2 separate regions of the Homo sapiens genome follow, and region 2 is linked to region 1. Evidence: chromatin loops called from intact Hi-C (ENCODE). Cell type or tissue: GM12878. All regions are shown on one strand.

Region 1 (2,500 bases):
AGTAGATAGAGCCTTGTTTCAGAACGATAAAACTTCGGTCAAGGACTTGATCTTCCCACTTATTGCTGGGGGCTCCAGGGCAAATCATTTGTTCTTTCTGAGCCTGAGTTGTTGTTTCTTCTTGTTCTTCTTGTTCTTGTTCTTGTTCTCGTTCTCGTTCTCCTTCTCCTACTCCTTCTCCTTCTTCTTCGTCTTCTTCTTCTTCTCTCCTCCTCCTCCTCCTTCTCCCTTCTCCCTTCTCCTTTCTCCTTCTCCTCCTCCCTCCTCTCCTTCTCCTTCTTCTTTTTCTTCTTCTTCTTTTTTTTTTTTTTTTTGATATGGAGTCTCACTCTGTTGCCCAGGCTGGAGTGTAGTGGTGCAATCCCTGCTCCTGCATCCTCTGCCTCCCAGGTTCAAGCGATTCTCCTGCCTTAGCCTCCTCAGTATCTGGGATTATAGACGTGCATGACCATGCTCAGCTAATTTTTGTATTTTTAGCAGAGATGGGGTTTCACCATATTGGCCAGGCTGGTCTTGAACTCCTGACCTCAGGTGATCCACCTGCCTTGCCCTCCCAAAGTGCTGGGATTACAGTCATGAGCCACCGCACCTGTCCGGAGCCTGCGTTTCTTCTAATATACAGTGGAGGAGAGTAATTTTTGCATTACCTACTTTGCAGGCTCTGGAGTTAGATTGAGCGCACCTGAAGCTAAGGTTAAAGATGATGGCTATGGGCATGATGACAGTAATTGTTCTTCTCTGGTTGGGGACTGATTGATGATCCCTGATTTCTCTGTTTAAACGTTGCCCAAAACAAAGGTTGAGAGGTCCTTAGGGGAGAGGCGAGATAAGCAGAGGTAGGACTTGCCTTTCTTCTGTGCTTCTCCAGAATTAGTTGTGTCCTGTGGCATCCACAGACAAAAATTGAGCAATCTCCTTCATAGTTGAGATTGTATAATTCGATAAAATAGGTTTAAATAGCCTTATGCCTGTATAATATTCATGAAAAGTGTCATGAGTGAGGTGGCTTGCTTGTTTTGAAAATGGGCTGATTTTGACAAAGGGGAAAAATCGGGATTCATTTACTGTAAGTTGAAAGTAAGAAACAACAAAGTTGAATATTAGAAGAACTTGGCTATCGCAAAAACCACATACTTTCACATCAGTAAAACATGGAGTTCTGATCTGAGTGAAATGTGAAACTTCTTGCAGACCACAGAGAGTAAAAAGGAGTACTTTTGTTTCATTATTAATACCATTGTCCTTATTTCTTTAAATGAGAATTGATAATACCCATAACAGAATCTTTCACACAGGCCAAAAACAGAAAGATAAATTAAACAAAACAAACAAACACCCAAAACCTCACCACCACCACCATGACTGCCAACAAAACCCAGTGCTGTGAGGATGCATCAGCTTTAAGATCTCTTTAAGTCATTGTGTTCTAGAGAAAGGGGTTCTTTATTTGTTTCTATCAGGATAGAGTGAGTTTTTGTTAAAGTTGTCTTTCTTTTTTTTTTTTTTTTCTTCTTCTGGAAGACTGACGAAGTTGGCCTTTTGGGATATTACAAGAAAGATAACTTTGTCTTCTAATGTCTGCAGTGATATGAGGCAGGTGACTGTGTGTATTCTGTGGTGATCCATGTTCACAAGGAGAGACAGGCCAAGGATGCCCGGTTGATGAGTGCGCTATAGGTGCTTGGGAGTGAGAAGGCAAGAAAGCAAAGTGAACTTAAAAAATAGCTAGCCAGTGGAATTGAGGGAGAAATGCTCATTCTTTGCTGACACATGAAATAATTGTTGAGGGAGAGTTGCTCAATCTTTGCCTACACATTGAAATAATTGTGTTGAAGAGTCTATGAAAAGGGGGTCAATAGATTTGAGTTTTCATCACTTTGGCCACCACCTAATTATAGATGGCCTCCACTGTGAAATATGTGAGTTGAAATAGATTTTTTTAAAATTCATTTTCTGGACTGGCATTTAGAATTTGAGTTTATTCAATCCTTGCTTCTTGGGCAGTTAGGGTGTCAATGGCAATAGGAAGGGTAGCTGAGGCCAGAGTGGTGGGGGTAGATGTTGGGTGGAATGTGTGTGGTTGAGCAGAGCATTATTATTATTGCTATTATTATTTTTTAAAAGAATCCTTATAGTAAAGAGAGCCAACATTGATTGAATATATGTTCCTTGCCAGAACTTGGGCTAAGTGCTTTATTATAAGTTATCTTATTTAATTTTCACAGAGACCTGTTGAAGTGTAAGTTTTAGCTTTCTGTTTCACAGCTGTGGAAACTGAGGTGCTGAAAGGATGAAGAACTTCCAAAAAGTCGAAGATATTAAGCAGCTGTATTAGTCTTCAGATCCTGATATCTTTCTCATAGTTATTCTGATATGCCGTATTAAGTTGCAGAATTGAGGCCGGGTGCAGTGGCCCCAATTTTTTTTTTTTAGTTATTCTTATTTTCTAATTATTTTATATGCTCTCTCTCTCTCTCTCTGTCTACTGTCAAATCCCGGC
Region 2 (2,500 bases), 140 kb after region 1:
GTAAATTAGTTCAACCATTGTAGAAGACAGTCTGGTCATTCCTCAAGGATCTACAACCAGAAATACCATTTGACCCAACAATCCCATTACTGGATGTATACCCAAACGATTATAAATCATTCCACTATAAAGACACATGCACACACATATGTTTATTGTGGCACTGTTCACAATAGCAAAGAATTGGAACCAACCCAAATGCCCATCAATGGTAGACTGGATAAAGAAAATGTGGCACATATGCACCATGGAATACTATGCAGCCATAAAAAAGGATGAGTTCATGTCCTTTGCAGGGACATGGATGAAGCTGGAAACCATCATTCTCAGCAAACTGACACAGGAACAGAAAACCAAACACCGTATGTTCTCACTCATAATTGGGAGTTGAAGAATGAGAACACATGGACACAGGGAGGGTAACATCACACACCGGGGCCTGTTGGGCAGTGGGAGACTAGGGAGGGATAGCATTAGGAGAAATACCTAATGTAGATGACAGGTTGACGGATGCAGCAAACCACCGTGGCATATGTATACCTATGTAACAAACCTGCACGTTCTGCACATGTATCCCAGAACTTAAAGTATAATTTAAAAAAAAAAAGTAAAAAAGACATTGATTCATTCATTCATTTATTCAGGCAATGTTTGGAACTCATGATGTGCCAGGCACTGTTTTAGGACCAGGAATAAGCAATGACCAAAGTATTTGCTCTCCTGATAGATTATAAACAAATAAATATATAATAGCTCAAGCTGTGAAAGTCACAGGCACACAGAGACACACACATCTCCAACATATGCAGCAAGGTAATGAGATAAAGAATTCCTGGCCATTTTTTGTGATACAGGATAGATGTAATGGTTTCCTATCAGTTTTATCATTTTTAAGGTCTCTCTTCTTAGAATAAATTATTTTATTTGTTTCTTCCGTATGCCATTTAACAGGGAGGGGAAGTTTTCTGCCAGTTTTGCACCCACTGTTTTTCTTTTTCAGTAAGAGCCTTCTCATAGTCTGCTTGAAGGCAGCGGTCTTGCCACATGTGTTCTATGCATAATAATTTCAGGAGAGTCTTGTCCACAATGCTTGGTTGATTACGGCTTGTGGGACACCACTTAAATGACTAGAAACAGCTCTCTTTAATAAACACACTGGTGTTGTCCATCATTTTAAGTGAGCATGAGAGCCCAGCTTCATTTTGCCACTCCAATCTCACACGGCCTAGAAGAACTAGTGAAAGTAGCAGGTGGTGTTTGACTTTCAGTTTTTCTGAAATGTGTCTCTTTCTGCCACTCTCCAGACGCCGTGCCAGTCAGGCCCTCAAGGTCAAAACATCATGAAATTGACCATAGATTATCTCAGCCTTTTCTTTTTAAAAGTGTCATTGTAACCTGTTGGTTACTGTGTATGTCATTTAACTTCTCTGTCTTTAGTTTCTGAAGTAACTGGTTTTACATTGCCATCAAAAGGCTTCTGTGGGTTTTTATTTTTCTTTGTTTTTATTTGTTTGTAAACAATCTCCTTTTCTAAACTCATTTCCCCAAATTTCCTTAATTTTTCACGGACTGATGAAAATGTTTTGCTGCTTCCAGAGCTTGTCAGCTTCTCTTTGTGGCATTGCTTTCATTGTTGTTCTCCAAGTTCCCACTCAGCTCCTGCTTTCTTCAAAAAACCCTTTGGTTTCTAACATCTATGTTTTCAACATGGCAATGGAGTGAGTTGCCCAGGGAATGATTGGACCGTGATTGTTTTCATGGCTTTCTTTTGCCTTTTCTCCATGTCCTTTTTAGCTCTAAGCCTCATTTGTAAGCTTTCTAGAAATGTGGATTCTATTATAGAACTTCTGTTTTTCTCATTTTTGTAGTTGCTTTCTCAAGAGCAGGTGCTGGTGACCACAGGACGAGTGAGAGACGAGATGGTGTCTCTCCTTTAGCAGTTGGCTTAATTAAGGAGGTTTTTTGAAGTGTATGGGCTTCAAAAAGTCTGACATGTGATTTGTGGCCTGTGTGGTCTAACTCTGATTCCTTTGGATACAGAACCTTAGAAAGCCTTGAGAAAAACCTCAGAGATCATCTATGCAATCAATTCTGGCTTTACCTGGAGGGAGTTTTATAAAACACAAATGCCAGGGCTTCAACTTGAGAGACTCTGATTTCATTGTTTTGCAGTGGGTCTGCACATCAGTAGTTTATAGAAATTTCCCACATGATTTTGTGAAACCAGGGTTGAGAATCACTTGATTTTACAGGGCATATATAAGGTCCAAAGCAAAAGTGACTCTTGGCTGGGCGTGGTGGCTCACGCCTGTAATCCCAGCACTTTGGGAGGCCGAGGTGGGAGGATCATGAGGTCAGGAGATCGAGACCAGCCTGCCCAACATGGTGAAACCCCGTCTCTACTAAAAATACAAAAATTAGTCAGGCATGGTGGCAGGTGCCTGTAATCCCAACTACTCAAGAAGCTGAGGCAGGAGAATTACTTGAATCCAGGAGGCAG

The links. A loop is a pair of places that touch in the nucleus more often than their neighbours do. Peaks named below come from ENCODE experiments on the same cell type or tissue, not always from the same donor. Only the 100,000 strongest peaks of a DNase experiment are listed, where the experiment ranks them.
Region 2: it touches region 1 in a loop (7-fold over the local background); 4 of 110 quality-filtered maps call a loop at or near these places.

What each region holds. Positions count from the first base shown.
Region 1 is chr3:188,308,726-188,311,225 of GRCh38, forward strand. The region is part of intron 2 of LPP (LIM domain containing preferred translocation partner in lipoma); the gene reads left to right. Among named protein-coding and RNA genes, the nearest start is that of FLJ42393, 130 kb to the left of the region's middle. In GM12878, no CTCF peak of the experiment used is centred here; a DNase peak (open chromatin) is centred at 1,226.
Region 2 is chr3:188,445,044-188,447,543 of GRCh38, forward strand. The region is part of intron 4 of LPP (LIM domain containing preferred translocation partner in lipoma); the gene reads left to right. Among named protein-coding and RNA genes, the nearest start is that of LPP-AS1, 120 kb to the right of the region's middle. In GM12878, no CTCF peak of the experiment used is centred here; a DNase peak (open chromatin) is centred at 1,188; H3K27ac peaks cover 301 bases.